Linked DNA regions of Mus musculus: regions 1, 2, 3, 5 and 6 are each linked to region 4. A link is a loop called in an ENCODE intact Hi-C map of the cell type or tissue named here. Cell type or tissue: heart. All regions are shown on one strand. Region 1 holds the start of Gm40296 (a long non-coding RNA gene). Region 2 overlaps D5Ertd615e (DNA segment, Chr 5, ERATO Doi 615, expressed). Region 3 overlaps Ldb2 (LIM domain binding 2). Region 4 overlaps D5Ertd615e (DNA segment, Chr 5, ERATO Doi 615, expressed). Region 5 overlaps Ldb2 (LIM domain binding 2). Region 6 has its middle 27 kb from the start of Gm40296.

Region 1 (5,000 bases), 980 kb before region 4:
GCGAGTGTGGTGTGTGTGTATTTATTGCCTGGTAGGAAATCTTCAGAGGAGGTGTTGTCACTTGGAGTTCTGGGTAAAATGTGTTTTTAGTGGACCCTTATAGAAGGGAACAGGCTGGGGTTGTGCCTTAGGGGGTCCACAGGAGGGAAGAAAGCAGGAAGTTCTACCAGATTCTGTTTGGTTCCATGGGAACCCGGGCAAAGAGTAAGGAGATGCCACATCGGGTGCTGGGGATGAGACTGGGCATTGGATGTGGAGGGGAGGAGGGAGAGTGAAGAACTTAAGCCTGCCCACCTGATTTGATGACTTTCTTGCTTCTCTGTTAGACTTGGCAGGCAGGATCCCAGACAACGCCTGCTGGTGTTGGGGGCCGAGATAGCAGGACCAGTGGAGAAAAAAGTTAGTGGAGAAGATTTTCATGATCTATTGGATATCGGGGTGGAGTAGAAGGGAGGATGCAGCAGGAGGCTTGCTGTAGAGATGGAGTGAAACTGGAGAGCTGGGAATGAAAGAGAGGAGGAAGAGGAAGAGAGAGAGGGGGTGGGAGAGATTGGTGAAGATCTGTAGTTAGTCTGCCTGCTTCTCTGGCTTGAGTGGCCTGCAGGTTCCCAAGGAATACCTGCTAGAGTTGGGGGTTGGGATAAAGCATTAGGTGTGAGGCAGTTTGGAGGGGAAGGTGTGTGTGATATACTGGAGACAGGGTAGAAGAGCAGGGGAGAGGGAGGCTGCAGCAGGCTGTCTGCAGCCAAGCTATAGATGAGACAGGAGAATTGGATTTGAAGGAGTGGAGGCAGAGGTGAAGATGAGCAGTTCCTTGTTTTCAAATGCTAACTCTAATCTCTCTGAATTTGATTTTCGCTGGATACCAGGACAGTGCAGATGTAATTAATAAAGATGAGGTTGTACTGGACAATGTGGGCTGCTGTCATATGGAGTCTTGGTACTTCTCTAAGAGAAGGAATAGGCTGTATACCTGGTGGTGGCATAGTCCTAACCTGAGCACTTATATGACTGAGTCTAGGGCCAGCCTGGGCTACCTAGTGAGGTTGTCTTTTAAAAAGAAACCACAAACAAAGGTTTAAATTTTATGATTGAAAAGGAAAGAAAAAGTGAAATTAATGAAACGTTTTAATAATTGTACAAAATCTTACTCGCCAGCTTTAGCAATATTAACAAGCTGTATACAATCTGAAGTGTTTCTTTATATCAGTCATAATAAACTTGACCATAAAATGGAAGATGGAGAACATCCTAGTCACAGTAAGTCATATTTAAGATCTACTTAAACAGAGGGCATGTAAGAACTTCTGTACCTGGTCCTGAGGATGGAGCCTGGGTCCTCACACGTGTTAAGCTGTATCCCTTATCTACATTAGAGCTTTACAGAGAGCACCCTAAAGCTTTAGGAAGGAAATAGACAAAGACTTGAAAATGTGAATATGATATTGCTATCATGAGGCGAATGCAAAAACTATAATGGCTTCAACTTAATAAAACTTGTAAGTTAATTCAGATTCAAAAAAGTTCAAGATGATTTGTTGCTAGTTAACACACATTTTCCAATTAGTGGCTAATGTTAAAAGTCCATGGATAGTTAAATTAACTTTTAAAGAGAGCAGCACATAAGGGGGATTCTTGAGTAGATACGAAGGGTCTCTATGGAGCCCTGAACACTCAGTCCAGGCTGTCACAGCACTGTTCACCTATAGCAACAAAGTTTTGAGTTATGAGAGAGAATTCACGTACACTAAGGGGCTCAATATCTGACAGAAGCGGCAAGACTCACTAGTGGGTACAGACAGATCTTGAGAAGTGGATACTGGGGAAAGAGCTTATACGATTCAAAAAGTGGAGCAAGAACGCTATCTCAGACCACAAGCAAAGGGAGGATTGTTTTCATTATCAGAAACCATACTGTGAATCATAAAAGTAGGCGTTAGCGAAAACAATAGACTTTTAAAAATGGAATTCAAAACGCAGTGAGCAGCATGTTAATAATACACAACAAACTGCTGTGAACCAGCAAGCAAAAGGTAAGAAAATAGACTCAATCAAAAGATTCAAGGAAGAGACCTGAAAAACAAGAACAGCCCAATCATTTAATATAACATATATATATATAAAGACAATATCTCAAGGTATAGCCCTGCTAGCCAGGAACTTGCCATATAAACCAGGCTTGTCCAATACCCACAGAGATCTTTCTACTTCTGCTTCCTGGGTGTTGTGATTAAAGGTGTGTGCCATTATGGCCAGTTTTTTTTTTTTTTTTTAATGTGTGTGTGTGTGTGTGTGTGTGTGTGTGTGTGTATGTATGTATGCCTGAGTGTCTGCATATGCGTCACCGGTGTGCAATGCTCAAAGAAAGTGGAAGAGTCTGGAATATAAAAATCTGTAGAGAGGAGAAGAAACAGGAAGCATGGGATGATAAAGCAAGGAGCACACCTCAGGAGTTACATAAAGCAGATTTGGTGATGGGAGCTAGAAAGAACCAGTTAAGAAGAAAGAAAGAAAACATCATAAATGTTTTAAAGCAAAGAGAAGAAAATTATCCAACAAGTGGGGTGACTGGCAGCCATGCTTAGGGAAGATCAGGACGCCAGGAGCTCCTGTACTTTGCCAAGGGGGCTCACCTGCCCAGGATCAGAAGGTCGGCTTGATTTACGATGAAAACGGGCTCTGTTTAAGAACAGGCCACAAGATGGCGCTGTGAGCCAGTAAGAATATTCACCCATTCCAGGAGCCCACCAGTGTTTACCTTTTCATGGCTTTCTTTATTCTTTGCTAATATACTGCAGCCGGATCGCAGGCAATGTTTGTCTATTAAAAATGTTGGCATTTGGAAATAACATTCCCAATCTTCATGATTCCTGCTTACTTTTCGTATAATCCTCAGGAGACGTTGGAAAAACCTTCCTTCTAATCCCCGTTCTAACACAGGAAGCCAGCTCTAATTCCTAATTTACTAAAAGCACTCATAAAACTGTGTAGAGTCACTGCTGGCATTTGCTAGTCCTTGTGGACTTCCAGGTGGGAAAATATAGGGGGATATAAAGAGAAGGAGAGGAGAAGGGTCTAAGACTGGTCAGGAAAGCCAAGAATACAAGCCACGATCACAGAACACAGGAACGAAGGAGTGGGAATATCCATATAAGGACTGTGTTTCTTGCAGGGTAAAACAAACAAACAAACAAACAAACAAGCAAGCAAACAAACAAACAACTTGTTACCCGGAAGTCTGTAGTCACTGAACTTTTCACAGAAACCTGCACTATCTAATGTTGTCACGCATGAAGAACAGCAGATGGTTTAAAGGAGCCATCAAAAACCGATGATTGAAAACGCCAATTTTGATCACAGGAAGTCAGATATGGTTTAAAGGGCATTTGGCACCTAAGGTGCTCTGCTTTCTTCTGCATCCCTTTTGATTTCCTGAAGTCTCCTGTGTGTCAGTGGTATAAGCAACCCCACAACACACCAGGACAGAGAGACACAGACAGACTCAGAGAAACGTTGAAGGCTACAAAGCAAGTCACAAGTGCAATGGCAGGTGACTAGGGTTTTATCTGCAAAATGGGGTCAAGACACCCACCACTGTAGAGACATACTAAACGTTACCACACAGCCAATGCAGAGTCAGTAAATGCTGGCAAGGCTAATTATTTGGTAACAGTATCTTCTTCTAATAATGTATATGTTGAGTCTTCGGTTGCAGCAACAAAGGTTAATTTTTAATGTAACCAATAACGATCTGATAAATCACTTTCCTGATTTCAACAAATTCATTGTCCATTGTCTTTGTTGAGAAAACAATTGCATGAGCACAGCATAGCTTCAGTACTAGCAGAAAGCATAACGTGGCTGGGGGAATGATGGAGAGTCTTACAGACCCACCTTGGGTCCATAGAGCCAGGGAAAATGGGTACCTTTGGCTGACAATCCTTGTCAGAGAAGATACAATTATCCGAGGAGAATACCAGAGTGTTACTTTAGAATTTTATTGCCAGCCCTAGAAAGATCCAAATGCTCGTTCATAAGAAGTTCCTAGGATGAAGGAAACCTGGAATAGCACTTAGACAATCTTTGTGGGTTGTTCTTTAGGATACTATGTGCCAGACACTGTTACATTTCTTCATTTGTCTCTCCTTAGAGCCATAGCTTGTTAGATTCTTGCTTTCTCTTTTAAAAATATTATGATCATCATCATTATTGTATTGATGTGACCAATCTGCTGTGACCAATACTCAAGAGAACAATTTAAAAGGAGAAAAGATTTTTGTCTCAAAGTTTCAGAGAGCTCACTCCATGGTGATCTGGCTCCATTGGATTTGGGCTGTGGTGGGAAAGAGAATCATGGTAGAAGACTATGGAGAAGCAGAGCTGTTCAGCTCATGGTAGTCAGAAAGGGGAGAGGAAATTGGTGGGTGGTAGAGGGAGAGACAGAGAGAGAGAGATAAAACAGAAAGGTGCTAGTGGGCTTCTTCTACCTTATCCTTTTTGTCTGTGCTGGTGATCAAACCCAAGATCTCACACACCACAGGCAGGCATTTTATCGCTGAGCCCCAGCCCTTCTTGTTCTTTCATTCTATTTAGGCCTTCAGCCCAGTGGATGGTGCTATCAACATTCAGGGCTGACACTCCTTCCTTGGCTAATCATCTTTGGAAATGTTCTTATCCCACTCCACTCCTCCTTATCAACAGCAGAGATGTTTTCAACTGTGCTACTCAATAAAATCACATTGAAGATCAAGGTTAACCATCACCTCTTTGAAGGAAGTGGAACCACTGTCTAAGGTAAGGAGGCAGGTCGCCGAGGCATGCTGGACCAGAGTGTCAGGACAGAATAGAAATCTCTATACCTATACCTATATATATACCTATATTTATAGGTATATACCTATACTTATAGGTATAGCTATAGGTATGCAGGCGTGTGTGTGTGTGTGTGTGTGTGTGTGTGTGTGTGTGTGTGTGTATTGAATCAAGAGAGTTAATCTCAG
Region 2 (5,000 bases), 120 kb after region 4:
ATATTAAAGAAAAAATACCTGTATCTCACCAATGCCCCCCCTTTAAAAAAAAAGTACTCATTTGTCTTGAGGAACAACACAGGAATCATTAGATGACAAGACAAATTAGTCATTTCCTTTAAAAATTATCTTCCTGTTTGAGAAGACAACTGACAAATAAATTGTGATTACTTGAAATTAATTGTTTGGAAAATGTTTTCTTACCAATGATAAACTACATACTCTTAGATGGTTTGGAAAAAAAATATGCCTGCCACTCTAAACTTAGTAACTCCTAATACTTGGTTTTGAAAATAATATCGGTGGTAACATGAAGGAAAGTAGTTTGCTTGTTGTATAAAGAAACAAAGCAGCATTGCAATATCTGAACAACTCAATGAACCAGTATTTTCCAAATGGCCAATAAATGGCATCACAGTCATTCATGGGCAAAAACAGAGTCAAAATACCAAACAGACTATGGATTTTAGTTTCAGAGTGGTTGCTGTATTTGCCTACTTTCTATTTAAGGAAATAGCTTGTACCAGCTGGTTTTACTTTTTAATAAAGTGTATTTTATTTTATTTATTTTTAATGTATTTTATGTATATGAGTACTCATCTGCATGTACATCTGCTTGCCAGAAGATGACACTGGACAGTTGTGAGCTGCCATCTGGGTGCTGGGAATTGAACTCAGGACCTTCAGAAGATCGGTGGATGCTCTTAACCACTAGATCAGCTCTCCAACCCGCAAACCAACTTCATAAAGAGAAGAGTCTGGTTTCACTTACAGCTCTGGGAGGTCCCAAGGGCACAGCTCCTACATCTTCTCAATCCCACCTTGCTCTGACAAATTCCTCAAGGTGGGTGGCAGAACACATGAACGATGAAGATAAAACCCAAAAGAGGAATGCAGAGAGATTCCTGGTCATCTTCAGTTTTCATCTTGAGCAGTCCCTCCAGGACAGCAGCATGCCCTCGCGAACAGCTCTCCATCTTCCACATTCCCACACTGGAAACCAAGCTTCCAGCACAAGGATCTCCTGTTGACAGTCTCTCGGCTATAAAGCCTCACTACTGACCTGGTAGATTCTACCACTGTGGCCTTGTGCTTGACCTGAAACACAATGGGGGTCAGGGGAGGTAGGGGGCCACAATCAGAACAAAACTACCACTAGTTGAGGTTTGATGCAGCATCAAAGAAGCACCCCACACTTACTTAAAGGGTTATAAACATCCTCCTCCATTTATCGCTACGAATCTGGGAGGAGCTGGGGATTTCTGAGCTACATGACCTATCCCAGCAGAGGAGGAATAGGATATGAGAGCCGTGCAAAGGTCTTCATCAGGTATAAAGACCTTTGCAAAAATGACTGTCTCATCTCTTCTCACTAACGCCTTGTGTGTTGAAAATGTAGATTTTTTTTTCCCAATGTTGTAATGTAATAGGTTTCGCCCCTTTAAGGAATCAGCTTTAAAACGTCTTTCAAATGTCTTACTTCTACTTCCCTGTATAACAAATATCAATAAATACAACCTACCAGAAGCACTTTGGGGTCTTTAAGGATATAAATGGACCCCAAGGTAAGTATTTGAGAGTCATTTATTGTATTCTGACTGTGTGAGTCACGAATCTAAGGAGACGAAATTTGTATAGGAACCAGAGCAGGGCAAGTTTGACACTAAAGCTTATTAACCGCAAGAGAGTAACTATAACGATGTAAAGTGAATGTAAAATGAATGCTAAATATTACTCTAAGGCCAAGGGAAAGTACTCAAGGAAGGACAAATTTGGAAGTAGGATTCTTCCTCAAAGCAAGGATTCGGATACGATTAAAACATGCGGGGTTGGGCTCTTCAGATTGCAGAAGATCCTTGAAATGCCAGACAAAGCCTGATCCTCCGTGTTGAGGTAAATAGAAAATCCCTCTAAAGAGTGAGCCTGAGGGCTGAGCTCTACAGTTGAGAGCACTGTGGGGCTGAGCGCTTGGAGTCAAGTAACAGCACCGCGAGCCGCTCCTTTCTCCTGCAATGTTCCTCCTGCGCCCTCTACTGACGAAGCTGGAGTTTGCCGCAAAGGAGAAATACTTTATGTTTCCTTTATGCTTCAGGAAAAGGTGAGTATGCAGCTGAGAGATTATAAATAAGAACAGCAATCTGGGGGTGGGTGGAGGGAGGCAGGGAACCACATATAAGCCTCCTAGCATATAGTACACCTACTAATATTTCCAAAACTGTTCCATGGAATCATAGTTTAAGAAACTGATCTTTGTATGGTGCAAACGGTTGGTTTTCAGCCTCCTGTCTTACATGCACCCATTATTACGAGATTCCAAAGTCCACGCGTTAAGAAGCACATCTGGAAAGGACCACCACATCAGGAAGACTGCCAAGAGCCAAGTCCATGGTGTTACAGGAGAGTTAAATCTGAAGTATTTCTTGTTATAGTGCAGAAAGCCAGAGGGATCGATGACTCAATAAGGGCAATTCAGAAAAAATACATCAACAAAATGTTGCATTCAGAGACAATACTATGAAGATTTCCCTGTTAGTCCAGACCTCTCATTATGTGGGTTTTGAAATGCCCAGATTTCATGCACCTCCTAGGCTAGTGTATCTGTGGCATGGAGCACAATGTCCTAAAGTTTCAGAAACAAGGCCAGTTGCTTTTCAGAGCTCACAGAAAACTCTCAAGGTCTTGGTTGTCCTTCAAGTAATAGTAAATAGGCTCGAGTGCCTATTTACCCAAATCAAGATAGATCTCTGCTTCCTCGGGACTCTGCATCTTTCATCTTTTTTCATCCCCGGAGCTAACTTATTTTGTCTATGTGGTCCTTTTCCCCGCAGACAGTGAGCACCTCAAGGGCAGGAAGCAAGCCTCATTCATCTTTGTCCCGAGAGCCACGCACAATGGATTGACGTGAACGTCCCGAGAGCCACGCACAATGGATGGACGTGAACTAGTCTCCCACCTGTATTGGTTGACCCAAATATGTTAACATTAAGTGAAAGTGAATCTTGCACTTATTCCCGGCTTGCAGGAGGGCGGGCTAACACACTTAGCTGGGTTTTGCCGTGAGCAGTCTTCGAGGCATTTTGAAAATGGTGGTCTTCAGGGCAATCACTTTGAAAGAGGCAGAGTGTTCAGAATTTGTGGATCTGGAATGCACGAATATAACTAATTCAAAACCCTGAAAAATAAGCAGGCATTATTTTATACAGCACTTCTGATATCACTTGCCTAAATGTGATGTTGCTCTTTTCTCCATCCTCATATCTCGTATCTCTTATCTGAGTCTTGATCATCCATCATTTAAGACAGTACTATCTGGTACAACCTAAAGATCATCAGTAGCATGTAGATTGCCAAGCTTATTTTAAACCTTCTCTAAAAGTAGCTGGTTATGATCAACTGGCTTAAAAGGCTTGAACGTGTGTGTGTGTGTGTGTGTGTGTGTGTGTGTGTGTGTGTGTGTGTGTGTGTGTTACACAAACATACATTCAAAAGTTCTCAGGTTTCAATATGAATTTATTTCTCATGATTGAAAAGTCCTCCGCACATAAGAGCAGCTCTCCAGGGCGACTACAGTGCACGTGACTCCGTGATTAATGCGACACTCACATTGAGACTCAGACTTCTCAAGACAAACTTGAATGGAGTGGGAATATCGTGTCTTTGTACCCTGTGCCTGGGCTCTGAACTGGCATTGCAGAAGCCATAGCACTATGGCAGAATCAGACACATACATATACCTCTTTCTTGCTCCAAGGATTCTGGGAAACACATTCCTCACTGGGTTGGTGAGCTCTGATGTCCACTTAGAAAGCATCACAGGGGCTTTATCAGTTAGCCACATACAGCAATTCTCCCATCAGCCCACTCCCCTGGAAAAGCCACCCAGGACATGCACATAACAGAAACAACAGGTGGAAGAGACTGCTTGCTGCTTCCACTGAAAGTAAACCTGAGCAGAGACCTAGTGCAGGTTCCCTGCATGCCCTGGAAGCAGAAACCCCTTCACCTTTCTCACCCATGACCTTATTATTATTATTATTATTTATTTTTAAAAGATGTATTTATTTTTTGTTTGTGGGCACACCTGAATATATATCTGGATCAGATGGTTGACCACTGAGGATCTCTCCAGATCCTCTTCTCTTCTCTTCTCTTCTCTTCTCTTCTTTTTTTTCTTTCTTCAATTAGCTTACTAGGTAACTGATTTTTCATGGCATTTTCATAAGAACTTAGTTTTGGTTGACTCTCCTCCCACCCATTCTTCCATTTCTATACTCCGGTCCCTGCTTAGACTTCCCTTCCCAGGACTTCCCTTTCTACACTCCAACTGCATGTGTTCTAGTACCCTTCTCATCAGCTCCCTTAAAGGCTCTCTTCTCCTCTCATGCATTCCTTTCTACTTGCCTGGCCGCCCACTCACTTGAGCAAAGATACGAACATACACAATTGAGAAGCTGCACACACAAGAGAGAGAGAGAGAGAATGCACTCACCTTATTTATGTGAATGCTTGTTTGTTGAACACATGTGTTCCAATATGGTTGAAAGTATTAATAATTTCATGACATCTGACCTGGAAGGATGTCTTAACCAGAAAACAAAACAAAAGTTAACCCTGAAAGGTTTCAGCATTCTCAAAAAAAAAAAAAAAAAAATCAGAACACCATCTAGGAATGGAGTCATGTGTGAAGAAGAATCTTGAGTGCTGGTGAGAACATCCCAAGAAAACAAGAGTCTTGTGACCTCTGTTTCTTCAAAGCACAGACTTGTTCTTGGAATGTGTTTTCATGCTGCTCCTGGTGAGTCGGATAGGAGTGAGCTTATTTCAGATTACTCACTATTGCTTGCTGTTGTTAATCAATTAAAATGCTAACTATCCTTTATATGCCTCTATGCACAAACAGGCTCCTGCTGCCTGTGGCTTGTCCTTGTGTTGTATACAGCTTGAACTAATGAGAACTGTACTTATGTGGTTTCTCTTAAACCTCTGGGTATAAATTGCCG
Region 3 (5,000 bases), 800 kb before region 4:
GCCAGGTCCTTTTATGCAGCCAATATCCTTGACATTCTGCTACTTAATTATGGTAATTAATTTAGGTAAAGTTTTCGATAAAAACAATGTTCACACTGATTTGACAATTTGCATAGCTAATTAAGTCATTAGCAAAAACCTGCTGATTGCCAACAAGCCCTGAATTTACCATCTGTTATTTCATGGTGCCTGTCACCTATCTCTACACAGCCAACCCTGCTACCAATCTGGGCAGTAAAGAGAACCAGGCCATCCAGCTGGTACCATAAAAGAAAGATGAAGAGCAAGCTAATTATAATTACTCCAACGGAGCTGGTAGTCATCAGGGGTGGGGGCAAGCAAGAAGAATCCAAGTAATCACTCTTTTAAATACAAATTGTCCTTCCATGCAAACAAGAAAGCCACCTACTGTAGCCGGGAGCTCCAGTAGAAGCCACAGCTGGAAAAGCCCAGGCCCAGAGTCGGGATAGGGATAGACACCCAAGACAGAATTCCAGCTTCTCTGTTCAAAGGGAGGATTATACTGGGATGACCCAGGTGTGGGACAGGCTATCTATCAGATAGATTCTTCCGAGTAGTTCAGGGCCTGAAGTGGGCAAATTGTTCTCAGCAACCATTTAGGAAGCGAGGGGCGCGGGGGCGGGGGGGGGGGGGAAGACTTGCTAGCCCAGCTGCATAGGAGGGATAGGTGTGCAGTCCTTCACAGGGACCTATTCCAGTAAAATGTTTGACCACTGGACATTTTTAAAACCCTGGGGAGCTTTTTCTACTGTCTGGAGAAGAGAGCAACATGGATACTAATTAAATACAAACTAGAACTCTGAAGGAGTCCATTGAACAAACCCTGTATTAATTCCCACCTGGTCTATTCTGGGAGGAAAAACTTCGTTTCAATTAGTCCTTCCCTGCCCCCTTCTTTATTTGGATGAGATGATAAACAGCTATCCACACTATATTTTCTGACTAGTCCTTCTCATGAACTGGTAAAATTGGTTTTAAGGAGAAATGGCGCAGATGGAGTAAATGTATAATATGTGAGCTTCACTAACTCAGCAGTAAATGGACTAGTAACGGTACTAGTATGGCCGGATACTGAACCGATGCTTCCAAGAAAGTGCTTACTAGGCAACGAAGAGCCAGAAGTGACACTGACATGTAAGAATCCTCACGAGGACTCTTACGATGAGATGCAAAAATAGACTGTCTTTCTGAGGGGGAAGAGGGACCACGTGATTTTAGATGGACTGTAGACACCACACAGACTTGTGAACATTATTCAGTTTGCCGAGAGGCCATCATCTCACTCACTGGAGTTTGAGGATAAAAAGTGTCACTTAGGTACAGGCAATTAAAAGGCTTTACTTGTGGCGAAGAAGAGAAGGAAGTAGAAAGAGTAGGGAAAGAAAGATTGGCTGCACACAGCATTCGGTTAATGGATGCGCTTGGCTAGGGAGGCTTTGGGGGAACATGCATTGAGTGTCAGCTGGCAGGAGCAGGCCATCCAACAAACCATGTGGGTCTGTGTTAGTACTGTGATTCCAAGGCCATCGGGAGAAGCTGAAAGAGGGTAAAGAAGTGAAGGGTGGTTTGAAAAGCAGAGGAGAGATGTCACAAGTAGTCAAATTAAGTGTGACTTGAGAAGGAAAGTCCCCAGCACTGCAGATGTGTTCTCTGCATTAGAAAACAACATTCATGCAAGAAAAACAATAGGCATGTAGTGGTTTGCATCACTCTAGTGGGGCTCTGGTGGAGGCTTGTGATGTGTGGAGGACAGCTCTGCCACACCCCCACACTAGCATTTGCTGGAAAAGATACCCAGGCATCTTTACTAAGTTTATGAGAGATGCTATCTATATTGGCTTTATTGGCTATTTTAAAAGTATTTTAATTAGAAACATAATTCTCTGTATGTGTGTGCGTGTGTGTGTGTGTGTATAACCACAGACACATGAATTAGTTGATTGATAGGGGCCTAGCTATAAGAACCCTAAGAATTTTAAACTTTATGTGCATGTCAATACTTAAGGCCACTTAAAGAGTTATATGAACATTTCTATTTGGTTCTTTTCATACCTTTACAAAAGGGCAGGGATGCTCTGCTCTGACTATCTCTATTTGTTACCTTCAAGGAAAATTAAGTAGAGATGTGTTGTATAGTCCGGCTGCTGCTAGCCAGGGGGTGTGAAATGTAAATCCCCACCCCCATGTCCTGGAAATCCCAGTTAAGTGTGGGAGTGAATTTCCTTCCCATCTCCATCCTTTGTGACCCACTTAGGGGCACAGGAATGCATCTGAGAGTAGCCCACGTACCCTTGCTCCCCATGAAGCTGACCTCTGCTCCTGAGCTGGGAGCTTCGAGGTACCTTTTCCCACTTAACACCTTCTCACTAATCCCCCGTGCAAGGACCACCAACCTCTGAGGAGGACTGGAAGTGACTCCTTTCAGGGCCCCTCAATGCTTCTCCTTAAATTGGCCAGAAGGGGTCACTGCTGTTGAATGACACAGGTCTCCATCCCTCCCAGGGTTGAGGCTGCAGTTCGGGATGGCTCCTAGCCCCTGCTCATGAAGTGAGAAGCAGAATCCAAGGATTAAACCCTATTCCTGGCCACACACACACACACACACACACACACACACACACACACACACACTCACATACACATGTATGCACACATACACTGTTGTTGCAGAATCTATGCAGGCCAGGGCTATGGTCATTGGGCAGGCGTCTGATGCCTGCAGATTATTTCTATTCAAACAATAAGATGATGCTGATTCAGTAAAATATGGTTAAAAAGCTGTGGTCACTATTAAATTCCATTGAACTTGAAGACACTTAAGAATCTGTACATTTTCATAGCTTGCTTCTCTTCCTTGCTTCTCTTGGTCATCTGCAAGTTCTATTTAATGTAAATACCTTAAGATGCTTGGTACAGCGGCATTCATCTTTCTATTTAGTGTTGCCTTGGTCACATAAAATCCACACTCACGCAAATTTTCCCAATGCAGCAATCCTCTACTCAAAAGCTCGTATTGGTTTAGAGGAAAGCAGGATTACGGAATAGAAAACCTAGGTTTCTTAAAATTGAAATAACTCCACTCAGACCAGGAGTGCCAAAATATATGAGGTACTCTTTTACTCTCAACTTTTAAACCCTTGGCAGACATCACTAATGGATGCCCTACAAACACTACCTGTCAAGAATTCTTCTCAACACGATGCTCTGTGTATCTGGCAACAAAGAGGAAACTTCTCGGTCATGCCCAAGTTAGTCAGTGAGCTCCTTAATGACAAAGCCTCCTGGCCTTGTTTTTAAAATAATTTTAAATCTCAGAATTGCTAGTGCTTTTCATAGCATAGTAGGAGCTTAGAGAAAGCTAGTGGAACTGACCTAAATTCCTTCAATATCCATACTTTTGAGTAATACCCTGGTTCCAGAATTCTCTGATATCCGTTTTGCTTGTTTGGTCGAGGAACCTAACAAAACCCAGGGCTAGAGGAATACATGGGCTACTTGTATGGACATTTTCTGTTTATTTGTTTTAGACTGGGCCACTTTTCCCATTCTCCAGTCACATTCTTGCTTAAGCAGGGACACAATTCTTTGGTGCCTTAATAAATAAATGCTGACATCAGGTACTCTCTTCTGACCTTCCCTCTCTGACCATCAAATATGATGAGTACAAAGGTCTGTTCAGGAAATAGGACTGCTTGGAAACTTGTTGCATTACATGAGGATAATAATTCCTAGCAGTCTCAGAATTTAAATGATCCCCTTTATGTCTGGTGGCTATTATTTCTACTATCCCTGTTTCTCTAATACAGGGAAAATGGAAACCATGCCCCAATTTGTGGAAGACAGGAAGAATTCCATAGACTCAGAGAACCCTTGAGCACTGGGTTTCTTCAGTCTAAAGAGACTGACCAATAAGAAATGGGCTGAAGGGCAGATTAGAGAGGCACATTGGCAAGTGGGGAGTTTCCAGATAAAGTTTACTCTTGAGGACAGAGGTGAAGTAGGATCAGAAAGAGGTTGGTGAGGACAAAAGATAGAGGGTGGAAAGGGCAAGGAAGACAGAGTAGGGGAGAGGTCATAGTGTCTAGAAGTCATAGTGTCAAGAAAGGGTCAGGATTCAACAGAGTCAAATGCCTGGTGACAATCATGAGCATGGGCAGAGGAGCCACAAGGAATCATGGCAGATGGTGACAGCAGGTGTTTGTAAGGACAGAAGTATTTGAAAGTGACAGTTTAACCCTGCAGTGAGAATTTGGAAGCAGAAAAGGCCATGGTTCAGTTTGAAAAGAAGCAACCATTGGTGAAGAAGGCCGTGCAGTCTACTCTCTTCGGACACTACCTTCAACACTCAGTTTTAAATATACAGCATGCTTCTCCCCCTTACCCTCAAGTAGCCTTTGTCTAGGTCCAGAAATAAAAGCAAGAGGTCAAGGGTAAAAAGAAGTGGGATCAAACCAGAGGCTGGCTCTTCATGGACTAATGATGTATCAGACAAAAGTTTACAGAGCTATATATACTTCTAGTGGCTGCAAGCTAATTACCTGGCTCTTAAATAAGAGGGGAGGCCCATGCTGGGAAGACCTCGGCAAATTACAGTATGGGGCCAGAGCTCAGGAGACCAGTTTCCAGGGGCATACTGGGTCTCCAAGGCTGCCGCTGAGAGGCCTTAATATGCCAGGAGGCATGCTGCTAAGTGATGCTTTAATTAAACCTTGAGTGCCATATCTCCTGTCAGTGACTCTGATGGCTTTTTAATTCAGGTCCCATCACAGCACGGACTCTTAATATGCCCTCCTAATTCTTCGTTTGCAGGGGACGTTACCATGGCAGGGTTCTTACCTCTTGGCCCATCCTACCCTTTCCTTACCGCACCCCCTCCTCCCAGCTCCAAACTACCCAGAACCTATCCTTTTCGTTCAGAGAGAAATCCCAGTCCCCCTGAGTTGGGTGAAGAGGAAAGGCAAGGCTTCAGGCCTAAAAGC
Region 4 (5,000 bases):
TTTCTTTCTTTCTTTCTTTCTTTCTTTCTTTTTCTTTCCTCTTTCTTTCTTTCTTGTTTTGTTACCAAGTAATGTTGGCTCTGCAAAATGAGCTTGGTAGTGTTGAATGGTAGTATTTTAGTAGACAGATGAGTCCTAGAGGGACTAGGGTAGCAAAATCAAGCAGAAATAAAGTGTGAGATACAAATATAAGCCATTTGTAAAAAAAAATATTCTATCATGATTATTTGTATAATAATTGCCTAGTAGCCATATTTTCAAAAAGTAGCATAAGATTAACTTTTAAAAGGCACTTTATTCAAGCACATATTTGCAACCAATTACAACATAAACTTAGGATCTGTGTAAAAATTGCTGGAGATGTCCCATAGTGTTTTCGGGGCAGTCTGTTCTCAGTGCACCAGTAGCTATATTTTGAATGTTCTGTCGTTATACATGCTACCATCATGGACTGCAAAGTTCAAGGAATAGTACCTATCATAGTGTCACTAAGTCTGGATCACCTTACACTTCAACATTGCTACAACCTACCCATCACACCCTTAGGGAAATACCAGCATTATTCCATTTCACAGAAGATAGCAATATAAAAAAAGAGGTTAACCCCTTGAAAGTCCTGAGTGCACCCAGACGTAGTACGTTTCTGTAACTGTGCTGGACACATACCAGAGGGGATCGTGCACATAAACAGTATGGGTGTGAATGTACAGTTTAGGAAGAAACTGAAAAGACGCTGAAGTCTCCAGAGTCCCCAACAGTTTACCAGGGACTGGACTTGGAGGTTTGGAGGGGGCAAACAAGGAAAGCCCCCAAACAATGGCACAAACACTTTCCTTTTCTGTAAGCTGCTCCCCAACAGCAAACTGCAAAGGGGTACTGCAGATGACCCCTGAAGGGCACCTGGGGCATAGATATTTCACTTCTGTTGCAGAAGACCTCCATCTGAAGCAGCCCCTAGATAGGGTCTCTTTGACCAGCCTGGCAAAGTGGATTTCCCTCGTTTTGCAGACTCTTTATTGTCATTCTCTAAAAGTATTAGGAGAAGAGAGATGGGTGTAACAAAATTAACAGTAATTCAAGACCTGAAAGGGGACAGTGGGAGTTCCAAATCTGTCTCTATTAAGATCCTTCTGACGATGACTCCTCCTCCTTTTCCTCCTCCTCCTCCTCCTCCACTTAAGCTTCTCCCAGTTTAGCAGCCAGGAAGGCTAGTGAAAAAGACTGTTTACACAGCACTGCAGAAAGCTATTCTCATGCTCTGAGCAGGGTACTGCTCTTCTGGACAGGGTTACATTATGCGGAGCTTGTCAGCTCCAAGTGCAAAGACGCTTGGCCCTCTTTTGTTTATTTCTTGCTAGGTGATCCCTCACTGGATTCCACTGGGACTTTTGCGTCTTTCTCCGCTACATTTTCCTCATCAGCAGAGCTCATCAGGAAAACCCCCTACTCAGCGGGCTTCCGTGGGAATTCAATGCTCTCTGCCTTTGATGATTCCGAATTCTATGGGACAAACTACACTACCTCGGAGTCAGGTTTTATGCCACCCAGTTTAACCTTGCAGAACCGGTTTTTCAAGTCAAGGCACACCGAGTAATCAAAAGGCAGGACCAGCTGCATCTCCGATATTTGTCTAATTCTTTTCTGTTTTTCCTTTCCTTTCCTTTCCTTTCCTTTCCTTTCCTTTCCTTTCCTTTCCTTTCCTTTCCTTTCCTTTCCTTTTATTTTCTTTCTGTTCCCTTCTCTTCTCTTCTCTTCTCTTCTCTTCTCTTCTCTTCTCTTCTCTTCTCTTCTCTTTGGGGATGGGCATGGCTACCTTGCCACAGCCTAGGCTCTATACAGTCCTCTGCCACGTGCTTAAGAGCTGTTCAACACTAATGATGCGATCAAGTTTTCTGCCAAATTCTAGAACCAAAGGGAGAGACAAGAAAGAAAATTTCATCAACCGCCCCCAGAATCCATTCCCTGAGGCATTCTGCTGTCCTTATCAGCCAGTCTCGAGTCGCTAGCGACCCCAAGTGGCCAATTTAAAATAACAGTCCCATCATCGACCTCTTCGTTGCTACCACACACCCCTTCATTTTACAGAAAAGAAACACACTTCGAGGTTTTTATACTCCCAAATCTGGATAGAATTTTAAAACTGCAAAGATTGAAGAGTCGCTAATGCCACCTGGACTAGCCACCTCATTTTACCTTATTTTATTTTTGTAATTTGATCAAATTCAAGACTAAGACCTCACACCAGGTAGGTAAAGCTCACACCAGGAAGTTAAACACTAAGCAATGTCCCCAGACCTATCTTATGTCATAGGAAGCAGAGATTCAGACAGGTAAAAGTGTGTTCCATAGGTCACAGAGCACATTAGAGTCAATTTTAGGAATAGAAGAAATGGCTCCCAGAGACTTCATGCTTCTAGATCTTGGTTTCCTAACCAAGAGAAGAAGTCTTTTGTTTCTCCAAACCCCAAAAGAAGAGCTGTTAGGAGACAGCATGCTTTAACAGAGTCAAATTTCAGCCACATACACTCCTAATACACGCACATCCTCTCTTTTCCCTTCTACACTCACAACTGACCAGGAAACATGAAATTGAGTCCTGGCCAAAGAGTCAGGAGGACACTATATTTGGTAAACACAGACAAGAGTCTTATTCTTAGGGGCTGGCCTTTGAGTTAAGGGACAATTTAGATTAGATTTCTACCCTCATAACAGCACAGAGCAGACATTATTGTTCCTATTTTGCAAATAGGAAAACTAGAGCTCATGGGCATGAAGTTGCTTGTCTATAGTCAGGCAATGACTAAATTGTAAAACTTATTTGCATAGTTTTATTTATTAATGTCTCAATTTACCAGCCATCAAATGGCATAATAAAGTCAGTATCTAGAGTAAGAAGATATTAGTGTTCCAAGGGGTCCTTTGTAGAGACTGTCTTCAAACAAAATAAATACACAAGATAAAAATGACTGGTGTCACTTTCAGCAGGAAGACAGGACATAAAGTGAGGGATGGGTTTGCCATCCCACAGTCACACCTCTGACCCATAATTGTTCCTGTCTGAAAGAATTACAGGGATGGACATGGAGAGGAGCCTGAGGAAAAGAAGGTCCAGCGACAGGCCCAAAGTGGGATCCAGCTCAAGGGGAAGTCCCAAAGCCTGACACTATTACTGAGGCTATGGAGCGCTCACAAAAAGGAACCCATTATGACTGCCCTCTGAAAGACCCAACAAGCAGCTGAAAGAGTCAGATGTAGATATTTGCACCCAACCAATGAACAGAAGCAGCTGACCCCATTATTGAATTAGGGAAGGCTGAAAGAAGTTGAGGAGAAGGGTGATCCTGTAGGAGGACCAGCAGTCTCAATTAATTTGGTCCCCCAAGATCTCTCAAACACTGGACCACCAAACAGGCAGCATACAACAGCTGATATGAGGCCCCCAACACACATACAGTAGAGGCCTTCCAGGTCTGTATTCATTCAGAGATGATGCACTTAACCCTCAAGAATCTGGAGGCCCCTTGCCGGGCAGTGGTGGCACATGCCTTTAATCCCAGCACTTGGGAGGCAGAGGCAGGCGGATTTCTGAGTTCGAGGCCAGCCTGGTCTCCAGAGTGAGTTCCAGGACAGCCAGGGCTACACAGAGAAACCCTGTCTCGAAACCCCCTCCCAAAAAAATAATAATAATCTGGAGGTCCCAGGGAGTTTAAAGGTAAGGTGGGGTGGGGGTGGGAGCATACACATGGAGACAGGGTGTGGGGAGGAGGTGTGGGATGTGGAACAGTTGGAGGGTGAATGAGAGAGGGATAAAATATGGAGTGTACCCAAGGAGCTAAAGGGATCTTCAACCCTATAGGTGGAACAACATTATGAACTAACCAGTACCCCTGAGCTCTTGACTCTAGCTGCATATGTATCAAAAGATGGCCTAGTCGGCCATCACTGGAAAGAGAGGCCCATTGGACACGCAGACTTTGTGTGCCCCGGTACAGGGGGACGCCAGGGCCAAAGGGGGGGAGTGGGTGGGTAGGGGAGTGGGGGTGGGTGGGTAAGGGGGACTTTTGGTATAGCATTGGAAATGTAAATGAGCTAAATACCTAATAAAAAATGGAAAAAAATAAATAAATAAATAAAAACAAAAAACAAAACAAAAAAAAATATGGAGTGTAAAAAATAAATTAATTTAAAAAATGACTGGTGTCTTCCTGCATACATAGGATCAACACCCTACATCTACACATGCAAGTTGGTATGGATCACAATCTCAGGGAGGATGACTGGATCTGAAATGAACATGAATGAACTCTTTTTTATTGTGACTATTGCCTGAGCAACACAGTGCAGAAACCGACTACACTGTAGTTACACAGTAAGAGTAACAAGTGACTTAGAGGTGAGTTTAAATATATGGGAAGATGTGGGTGGTGACAAACATTGCACAATCTACAGATATGAATATCCACAGGGATCCTATCACTAACACCCTATGAATATACAAGGTGGATATACTGGGACAACAGAAGATGAACACCCATGCATCTAAATCGGGATTCCCTCAGTGTTTGCAGCATTAGGTCCTATTTCTATCTGTTTCTCTCTGTAACATGAGTTCTGGGGTTTGTTTCATTTAGGTTTGGTAGTCAGCATTGCCAAATTGCTATTGTTCAAACCATAGTCTGGTTCTTTTATTTTAAAAATATTTATGCATGTGTACTGAGGAGGGGGAGGTGAGTGCAGTGCCAAGGAAGGCTTCAGATCCCCTGAGATGGAATTACAGACCACCTGGCATGGGAACTGGGAATCCAACTCTGGCCTTCTACAAGCACAGTTTGTGCTGTTACCTACTGACCTGTATCTCTCAGGTACCTCAAAATGTGCTTCTTAGCTCAGGACCCTCTTCAGGAGAGAAGCAGAAATGAATCATTCAAACTTTGTCCCCAAACCACTTAAGGAGAGCCCTGGGGTCTCTATAAATTTTAAACATGGCACTCTAGACTAAA
Region 5 (5,000 bases), 800 kb before region 4:
AAGATCGAATTAAATGAAAGGACAAAATTATTTAGGGTGACCTTAGACTTTTCTAGATTCCTTTGGGTGCACACATATCAGAATACCTACGATCACAAAGTCTGCGACTTGGAACAAGCCATCCATCACACATGAGGGCGACAGTGACGCGAATGTTGGCATGTGCCTGCCCCTGTAAAATGTGTGGTTGCCTTAGGAGAGACATGTGTGCAGTCCCTAAGTTTTAGCTTCTGTTTGACTTCCTTACTCTTCCTTTTCCTTTATATCAGCCCTTACCTTCATCATCTCCCTTAGATACTTTCTGTTTGATGCTTGTTATCTTCTCCTTATGGCTAATGCCTGCCCCATCCTTGAAGGCATAGCGAAGGATGCCCCACACATCTCCCTGTGTAAACTGCAGTGTGCTGTTCCTCTTGCAATTAGAACTTTCTGCTTCACAGACTTATGTAGCCTTCACGGTCCTCTGCTTCCAAGGCTCTTTTCCATGAGGTCATAGTGTCTTGGAATGCCTCCGTGTCCCAGTGAACAGATGCATTTAAGGAATAGTGCTTATAAGACCTTTCCAGACTCAAAGGGTAGTCTAAGGAGTGTCCATTAGGTCTGACTACTGAAAACACAGACTTGGGTGCTCAGCCCCTTCTCACGGACTGTGCACATGTTGCCCTTAATCCACATTTAAAACCCTCATACCTTCATATGGCTCTATAATTTCCCATGGGAGTTTCAGGTCCTCTGCTTCACAGAATCTGGACGTTCCAGTGGAAAACACTACTCTGTCATGTTTCCAGTTTCTGTCTGTTTTTTTCTCACTTCCTCCTCCTTCCCAAGTTCCCTCCCCAGATCTAAGAAGGATCACAATGAATGTTACCTAGAAAGATTTTACTGGTTAATGACAGATTTGTGAAATTCATTAACCCTAAGTAAGGGTCTTTTGTAAACTTCTTTTAGTTTTGTTGGAAGAAGGAAGATTTTGAAGGCTGAGTAACACATATACAACATCCAGCACAGAAGTGAGACAGGTTTCTTCCTTGGCCCATGGGAATCCAACATTATAGATACTGCAATACAACCTGCAATCACTGGCTAGCTCTTCAATCTATAGGACCTTCCTATTTATTTTATGTCCCCTTTGAAATCTAAAATGCCAGGAAGAAGAAATCAACAAACAGGACAGAATTCTCTTGAAGCTAATTCTGTGTTTCAACGTGGCGAGGGCTGTATGTGTGGGCATTTCCCTAGAAGGAACCTTTCCCAAGACTCAAAGGATACACAGAGCGCACGCTGTGGACAGTGCCTCCATGGTCTCTACTGGCAGACCTGAGAGCCAATCACCGCACAGGGCAGAGACAGATCACACTGAAGCTCAGAGATGTTTGCAGTCATATTATGGCAAGAAAAACTTTCAGAAATCCCAGTGACTGGGAAACATTTTTTTGAACACACACACAAATACACACACACACACATACACATGCACACACACACTCTTGCAGGACACAGAGAGAGAGCTTGCACAAAAGCTTTTATTTTCTTCAGTCCATTTCTGTTTCTTCTACATGCAATCCTGATGACTGTAAAAGACACAGGTGACTGGGACCAGCTGGGGAGTCTCAGGATGGAGTGTGACTGTCATCAGGTGTGTCTCCTTGGACATGCAGCTGGATAGCACTGGGTTTTCAATTTCATCTGGAAAGTGGATACCCACCCACCTTGTATGGTGAGAATCTGAGGTAAGGTGTGTCACACGCAAGCACTCGGTGTGGCGAGTATTAGGACATGATTGTTAGGAAGCACAACACACACAGTGAACACCACAACCTCATTTCTTGACATCAACACACATTCACTCAGCTTTCAGGACTTGGGCTTTTGTTGGGGACACAAAATATGAGAATGCCCTTCTGCCCTCCAAGAACATACTGTCCCCTTAGGAATGATTTAAACAGATTAAGAAATCTACCCTGGGTTCACAGTTCAAGTGTCTCAGGAAATCACCTTCTTTTGACAAAACTGTTTTTCATTACATGACAGGCTGGATGACAAAAACGACCTGCTTGAACCCAGAAAGGGTGACCAACATTAAGCAGGGTATGGATTGGGGGAGCTACACTTACCACAAGAACTTTGAACTCATTTTTTTTTCTTTTGCTTTTTGTTTTGTGTGTGTGTGTGTGTGTGTGTGTGTGTGCGTGCGTGTGTGTTTAGTATTGCCTCTCCTTTCTGGATATTGGTAGCTATTTCTTTTTCCGAAGCTAATCCTTACCATCTCTTTCTTCCACTTTAATATGAAAATATCTTTCTATCATTGTAACCCATCCCAAAGGAGATTGCATCTTTGCATGCTAATCAAGAATCTTCACAGTCATTTTTAACATTGGAGAGGTCCCGGGCTGGAGATGCGCAGCCCCACCCCTTTATTCATGTATGCAAATGAGCTATCCTGTCTGCGGAGCCTATGCTGGTTTTGCTGGGCTGTGTGCTGTAGGTGGCAGAACTAACTCAGATAAGAGCTGGTCTCCTGAGCAGCTAGGCATCACAATCTGGAAACAGCAAAGCCTTGCAACTGTTACAACAGAGTCAGGAAGATTAGGGAAGTAGGTTTCTGTTGGTCCCAACCAACTCTTGGAGCGGCGATCCTTGCTCTTTCTGATGTCTCAGAATCTCTTGAGAATCTGGTTTGGAAGTTGTTCAAGCCACCACAGTCTCATATGACTCTAGGTAAACATTCCTTTTTTCTTATAATAACTGTAAGCCAGACCTCAATGGCTTGTTTTTTTCTATACTGCAAGTGTGTGTGCGCACGCGCGCGCACACACACACACACACACATACACACACACAACATAATAATACAAGTCCATTGACTTGGAAGAACAATTTTATAGCAAAGTTGTGCCTGCCACCAAGTTCCCAGTGCATGAAAAGAAAGGTGGCAATCTGTATGTCGGTAGTATCTGCAACCTCTGCAACAGCATGTACGGAGGTTTGTAGTTTAATTTTGTCTCCTTCTGTGGCACTGTAGAATATCACCTGGTATCCGGGTAGCTGTGGAAAGGGTAGGGTCATCAAGTTCCAAGAGGAGCCTGTGCCTTGACTACACTTGAATATGAAACATTTCAACATGTGTGGGCTGCCCAGGTCAGTTAGGTCCCTTGGGAAGGTGAGGTCTCTTCCTCAAAAGGTGCCACTGTGCAGATTTAATGAGAGTGTAGGCTAGGCTTGCGCTGCACCATTCTAGTCTGACTTCCTGGGATCCTGACAAGGGGGATTTGCTGAATGAACGGATGCGTGGATGGATGGGTCAGATAGTGAAGCCAGATTAACAGCAAGGAGTCATTTGTCAGTAGCAGACAAATCAGGCACAGTCCCGTGGGCTTAGAAGTGATCAATCTATCCATCCAATAAATGACTGATTGCTTCTTCGGCGCAGAATGCTTGACCCAAATGCATATGTGTGGGCTGACTGGGCAGGGAGGCTTGGGTAAGTCTCAAGATTTCTGCAATTTCATATTAACAGAGAGCCTAGAAAATGTGGACAGCACGCTGCCTCTCTTTGTTTCCCTTTCATCTGATAGTTCTCTCGGAGGAGGACTCTGATTACCTTCAGCTGCACATACAGGCTCATCTGCTGCAGTTCATCTACAGAGTTGAACAAATAAGTGGCACTTGTCGGTGTTAGCCTTGAGCTACAGTAAAGCTGGTATCCTGAAGTCGGCATGTGGTTATCCCCATCTGCCACCAACAATCAAATTCTATCCTTTTTGAATAACACCTCATTGTGAATCATCTACACTTCTTTTTAACATCTACTTTTGGGCTATGTATGTATATAGTGTGTGTGTGTGTGTGTGTCTGTCTGTCTGTATGTCTATGAGTGAGTGCAGGTGTATTCTCTCTGGGATTGATGCGACAGAAGACAACCTCAGATATAGGTCCTCACCTCCCATTTTTGTTTGAAGCATGATCTCTCTGTTATTGGTTGTCCAGTATACCATGTCAGCTGATTTATGAGCTTGCCCCTTCCCCGAGTTTCAACATAAGAACATTAGACTTCTAATTAATTAATTAATTAACTAACTAACTAACTAGTGTGTCTATGTGTTGTGAGCCACTGAACTTGTGTTGAGGTCAGAAGATAACTTGTTGTTGGTTTTATCCTTTTATTATCTATGTTCTGGGTGATTAGGCTTGGTTGGAAGCAATTTACCCATCATTGACCTATCTCACTGGCCCCACATTGAGCACTTCTATGTGCATTCTAGGGATTCATAGTCGAGTCTTTCCATTTGTATGGCAAGGGAGTTACCCACTGAGCCAGCTCCCTAGCTCTTATCTACTTTTTATATCCAGGACTTTGCAAGGATTCAGGTGGACACCTTGCTCACATCTCTGCTTAGGCCTTTTCCCTTATTTATATCCCTTCCTCTCTTCCATCCAGCCATCAAACCAGGATGTTGAGAATCAATGTTCTATGTGCCAGATCTGGCCATCTTGTCTTCCAAAACCCCCTTTTATGTACAATAACAAAGATGAACAGGTGGACCAAATTCCTATGATGCACAAACCCAAAGCCATTTGTTATTTGCCCTTCTGGAATGTATGTTGACTCTTATTCCAAACACTGCTAGTCTAAGGAGGAAGACAGCAAATGACTCGTCATGCTCTCATGGCCGTGTAAAAGCAGAAGCAGACAGCCACTCAATTCATTGCTTCTTTCATTGACAACGATTTGTTTTTAGAAACAAAAAAAAGTCAGATGAACTAGACAAGGCATCTAGTGACGCAGTTGATTTGTGATGAAAACATCCCTTTCCCTATCACTGCTGTGGACCAGTAGGGATTTGTTGTTGAGCCTAGCTCTGCTCTGAAAACTGCACTCGACTCATGTCATTCTGAACTTTTAATATTGTCGAAGGTCCAACTCAAATCCCACCTGTATCTGGGATCTCGACACTGCAAGGGTCTCGTTTGCCTCTGTGACTCTTATTATTAATCTCTAT
Region 6 (5,000 bases), 1.0 Mb before region 4:
AACATGCCCAGTGCAATAAAAATATTTAGTGTTTATGATTTTAATCAGCAAGGCCGATTCAGCAAAATCAACAAATTAAAATATGATAGTGTTGGGGTTGGAGGGATGCCTCAGCAGTTAAGAGCATGTGTCGCTCTTGCAGAGGACCCAGGTCTAATTCTCAGCAATCACATGGTGGCTCATCTGTATCTCCAGTCCTAGAGGATAGGATCCCCTCTTCAGACTCCTATGGGCACCAGGCAGGCTTGTAGTACACATGCAAATATGCTGGCAAAACACTCATACTCACCTTGTTCTCTGGTGTCTTGAGTTGGTGCCTTTTATAACAAGGCACTTAGAAATAATTTCCGTCATGGCAGTGGAAGGACATCTGAAAGGCGATTGTCTCTCAGATCACCAAATGTAAATGACACAGTTGATTTTTTTCAACTGGGACCCCTTGGTTTTCAACATGCATCTTTTCCCATCCCAGCCACAGCCTGATTGTCTGCCTTGCTTCTCCCTGAGATGTTTGGCTTCTGTAGTAAGGATGGTTTCTTATTCTTCCTCTCTCCTCTCTCCCAGAACTCCCTATGACACTCTCCATTCACAAGACACAGGTAATGGCCCTCTGAATCACATTCCCCCCCCCCCTTTAATTCAGGTCCACATCTAAGACCCAATGATGAGAAGACTAGATTCTGGGTTATTTAGGCATATAGATTTTCAGATATTAAGTTGAAGACATATTACTTTAAACTGTAATGCTTAGCAAATCTAAACTCCTCCTCCCATTACCCCTTGAACATAGTATTACAGTGAAGATAAGCATTGGAAAGACTAAAATACTTCTCTCTGGTTATCTGCATCTAGCAGCAAGCCAATCTCTTTACTAGTGCTTTTATAGTATATTTGTTTTAGTTTTTTAGACAGTGTATTTGAAGAACAAATATTGGAACAACCAAAATATAGAACTATAGTTATATTCTCAAAACATTCTAATTTGCCCATGTGTCTAAAATTGCGAATTATAAGACTTTCCTCCAGAGAAGTTGGGTATTTGATAAAGCAAGGCACACAAGGCTACATTTTTTTTTAATGATGCTTTTTTCTTTGGCCTTATAACTACTGTAAACACCTTGATTATTGGGATGTCTTTCAATATAGTATAAATAAAAGTTTTCCCACTGGCATAATGGTGACGTGGATGTTATGGGGGAAACAGATTGCTTTCAACTGAATTGAAGATGAACAGAAGGAGACATGACTGGTACTGCAAATCTAGCCCAACGGTGCATTGTGGAGAAGCTTACAGGTCCCAAGAGGGAACCTACTATTATTATTCTACTAAGTGGACATAGAATCAAATTGCACCCTAAATGAACATCTCTCTACCTGTAGATTCACGTAACTCTCAGACCTCACCATAGAAGTTTCTTTGTGCAGTGGATGCTGGCTGATGAAGAAAGTCACACTGGTTGGGGCGCAGAAGTGCTCAATCTCAATAAGACATCTGTATCACAACCCCTCCTAAAGGTTCAGGCTCAGCCACACATTAAGACATCTGCATCATAGCTCCTCTTAAAGGTGCAGGCTCAGTCACAGTGAGACATCAGTACCACAGCCCCTACCAAAGGTGCAGGGACTATCACTGAAGACAGCAAGTGAAAAAGACTGTAGAAGCCAGTATTGGAAGAGAACTGGAACAAAATAAAATCCTGCTTTCTGGGTATTGCCAGGGCTGTGGTACTCACTCTGTGTACAGCCACCTGCACTGAATCATGCCAAACAGTAGTCTAGCTTGCAAGTAAGTAGGAAGTAAAAAAGGGTTCATGAGTCCTTGCTCTTAACTGAGGAGCTACAGGCTCATTATCAAAACAAAACAAAACAAAACAAAACAAAACAGCCCAACCCCAAACAAGAGGACATAAAATTGGGGGGGGGGGGGAGGGAGGTGAGGGTAGATCTGTGAAGAGTTAGAGGGAGGACATGGGGGTGAATACAATCAAAATAATCTTTATGAACTTCCCAAAGAATTAATAAATATATTTTAAAATATAAATTTTTATAAAACTTTCCAAATATAAAATATATTCAGAGCAATTAATCCTTATAGTGAATATTTAAATAAATGACTGATGTTAAACCTTTTATATAAAAAAATCTTCTGATTGACTGCACAATGACATTTTAAAGCTCCTGTAATTTGATAGAGAAGAATATTTGATATTATTCTCGAGTGCAAAGAGCACAAAGTCAATATGTTTCTGCACGGATGCTGTTGCTAGGATCCTGTTTAAATATCAAACTGTCTTTCCTTCCTATGAAATTCTGTGACATTCAACATAAATCGATGTAAACATTTATTCTTTGCATCTCTAAGCTATACATCTCACCATAAAGTAACTTAGAACATTTCTGAAATCTTTTATTGAAGGATTGATATTGCAATGTTGAATATCTAGGCATGTATAGTTCAAGTTTTTCTTCCCAGTACCATATTCTTATTTTTTAATAGAACTATTAACTGGCATCCTTCCTCCAGAAATGAACACATTTTGACATTGAACAAGGCAGTTGAAATGGAAAAAAATGCACTTTAAAAAGTATAAAACTTGGGGGCTGGAGAGATGGCTCAGTGGTTAAGAGCACCGACTGTTCTTCCAGAGGTCCTGAGTTCAAAACCACATGGTGGCTCACAACCATCTGTAACAAGATCTGGCTCCCTCTTCTGGAGTGTCTGAAGACAGCTACAGTGTACTTATATATATTAAATAAATAAATCTTTAAAAAAAGTGTAAAACTTTTAAATAACCAAGGAGTGATAATTATAAAAATTAACATCACAAAATAAATTATAAATCAGCCCTCCTAACCTAATTATATTCTTTAAGATGCTTACAAAACAACAGAACCACAACTGTGTCCGGTTGTGGTTTGAAAACACAATGTTCCCTAAATGCTTAGGTGTTTGAATACTTGGTTCCTAGCTGACGATGGGCCTTGAAGTGGGGTCTAGCTGGAGGAGGTAGGACACTGGTAGTAGCTAAGCCATCAGGTTTCTTTGCTTAGCTTGGCTCCCTGTTTTCTCTTTTATTTTTTTCTGACTGCAGACACAATGTAACTGTCTTCTCCTTGTCCTCTTTCCACACCTTCTCCTCTATGATGAGCTGTAGCCCTTTGAACTGTTAACTGACATAGGACCTTGTCCCTTAAGTTGTTTCTTGTTCGTATTAGATATTTGAACACAGCAGTGAGAGTGTACTGCTAAGGCACACACACCTCAACTCTCTATAGCACACTTCTGGACGAAGCATTTTGGTCAGGAGAGGTGATTTCCGTGAGAAAGATTGGCAGTGCCAAACCAGCACAACATACACTCATGTGCACATACACTGGAGAGATAAAGAGAGAGGGGGAGGGAGAGGGGGGTACAGGAGAAACTTAGCTGAAACATGAAGAATGGAAATATGCTTAGATTTCTGGTCCTAATGATAGCAGAGAGCCTTCAGAAGTTTGCCTGAACAGGGGCTTCCACGGAACTTTGGACTGAAGTCTGAGGCCTCACTTTGAGACAGAATCTAAACAGACTAAGTGATACAACTTCTATGTGATACAACTACCACAATCTCGGACTACCTGGGACATGTTCTCTCCCTCTCCCTCTCCCTCTCCCTCCCCCTCCCCCTCCCTCTCCCTTTCCCCTCCCTCTCCCTTTCCCCTCCCCCTCCCTCCCCCCTCTCCCCTCCCCCTCCCTCCCCCCTCTCTCTCCCCTCCCCCTCCCTCCTCTCTCTGTCCTCCTTCCATTCCCTCTTTCCTGATTCCATCTACCCTTTGCTTACACATCGAGAGTCCTCACCTCTTTCTTCTCAGAAACTAGGCTGATGATATCTTCTCTCCCCTAGGCATTAGTGACCAGCTGTATTTCAAGGCTACACCGTTCTTCTTATCCACCAATTCACATACCCAGCTGTGCAATGGTCCTCTCTATTTAGGCAAGTTCCTAACCTTAGAGTACTGTTTTCTTTTAAAACTGCTCCCCCTTTGATGTTTCTTACTTCTGTAACTGACTCAGTTCTTCAGGCCAGAAATATGCAATCATCTTTCCTTCCTTATCCAAACTTGTAAGTATCCATCAAACTGATAGTGCCCACCCCCGCCAGCATCCCCACAGTCTGCACTATCCCCGTCTCTACCTATGGATGCTCACAGTCCTTTCCGTCTTGTTTCTTGACTTCTGCCATCCGTCCTACATTAACTTCCTCAGGGCTGCTATATAAATTCTGCAATCTGAGTGGCCTTAAGCAGTAGAAATTTAGTCTATCATAGGTCTGGAGGCCAGCAATCTAAAATCAAGGCATCTTCATGGCCACATACTCTCTGAAGCACCCAGGGAGGTGTTTTTCTTTCCTCTGCTCAGGTTTAGTGGCCTCAGGCGTTATTTGGCTTATGGTTGCATCTCTCTATCACCCTGATGTCTGCCTGCATCATGGCAAGGCTGGGTATTTACTTTTTGTTTCTGGGTGTTTCTGCTGCATTAGGGGGTCTCATCTAATTTTTACTCTTTAAAAAACTTTAAGATTCTATATGTGTCCCAGTGTGAGTCTGTGTACGGGAAGGCAGGTGCCCTTGGAAGTTAGCGGTATCAGATCTCCCTGGAGCCGGAGTTATAGACAGGTGTTAGTCTCCTTATAGGAGTGTCTGGGGACATGGAAGAACAGTACATGCTCTTCACCACTGAGCCATCTCTCCATCTTTTTATAAAGACGTCAGTATGATTGGATATTAACCCATTCTACTTGAATATGACCAAATCTGCACTCGATTACATTGCCTTCTCAAATAAGATCATATTCTAAGACATTAACTGAACAAGTCTTTTCATGGGAAACTATTTAACAATGCATCCTTTCCATGACCATTGCTTCTTCTGCAAACTAAGAGTTACAATTCAGTAAAGTGGGTGGGACAGGAAGAAATACAGAGAGAACATAACGGTGTGGAGAGTCAGGTGTGTGCTG

What was found. A loop is a pair of places that touch in the nucleus more often than their neighbours do. Peaks named below come from ENCODE experiments on the same cell type or tissue, not always from the same donor. Only the 100,000 strongest peaks of a DNase experiment are listed, where the experiment ranks them.
Region 1: it touches region 4 in a loop (8-fold over the local background); 18 of 42 quality-filtered maps call a loop at or near these places.
Region 2: it touches region 4 in a loop (3-fold over the local background); 9 of 42 quality-filtered maps call a loop at or near these places.
Region 3: a loop joins it to region 4, with 7 times the contacts of the local background. A loop is called at or near these places in 11 of 42 quality-filtered maps.
Region 5: it touches region 4 in a loop (3-fold over the local background); 12 of 42 quality-filtered maps call a loop at or near these places.
Region 6: it touches region 4 in a loop (4-fold over the local background); 9 of 42 quality-filtered maps call a loop at or near these places.

What each region holds. Positions count from the first base shown.
Region 1 is chr5:44,301,678-44,306,677 of GRCm38, forward strand. Gm40296 (a long non-coding RNA gene) reads left to right here and starts at 4,620. Exons shown (of 4, transcript XR_868403.3): 1 at 4,620-4,794. In heart, a CTCF peak has its summit at 2,708 (motif pointing right); no DNase peak of the experiment used is centred here; H3K27me3 peaks cover 857 bases.
Region 2 is chr5:45,400,837-45,405,836 of GRCm38, forward strand. The region is part of intron 1 of D5Ertd615e (DNA segment, Chr 5, ERATO Doi 615, expressed); the gene reads right to left. Among named protein-coding and RNA genes, the nearest start is that of D5Ertd615e, 21 kb to the right of the region's middle. In heart, a CTCF peak has its summit at 2,035 (motif pointing left); no DNase peak of the experiment used is centred here; H3K27me3 peaks cover 480 bases.
Region 3 is chr5:44,474,079-44,479,078 of GRCm38, forward strand. All of the region lies in intron 7 of Ldb2 (LIM domain binding 2), which reads right to left. Among named protein-coding and RNA genes, the nearest start is that of Gm40297, 46 kb to the left of the region's middle. In heart, a CTCF peak has its summit at 2,473 (motif pointing right); no DNase peak of the experiment used is centred here.
Region 4 is chr5:45,276,825-45,281,824 of GRCm38, forward strand. All of the region lies in intron 4 of D5Ertd615e (DNA segment, Chr 5, ERATO Doi 615, expressed), which reads right to left. Among named protein-coding and RNA genes, the nearest start is that of Gm46912, 120 kb to the left of the region's middle. In heart, a CTCF peak has its summit at 2,013 (motif pointing left); a DNase peak (open chromatin) is centred at 1,987; H3K4me3 peaks cover 951 bases; H3K27ac peaks cover 910 bases.
Region 5 is chr5:44,481,152-44,486,151 of GRCm38, forward strand. The region is part of intron 5 of Ldb2 (LIM domain binding 2); the gene reads right to left. Among named protein-coding and RNA genes, the nearest start is that of Gm40297, 53 kb to the left of the region's middle. In heart, a CTCF peak has its summit at 2,473; no DNase peak of the experiment used is centred here.
Region 6 is chr5:44,277,109-44,282,108 of GRCm38, forward strand. No RefSeq gene overlaps it. Among named protein-coding and RNA genes, the nearest start is that of Gm40296, 27 kb to the right of the region's middle. In heart, a CTCF peak has its summit at 2,756 (motif pointing left); no DNase peak of the experiment used is centred here.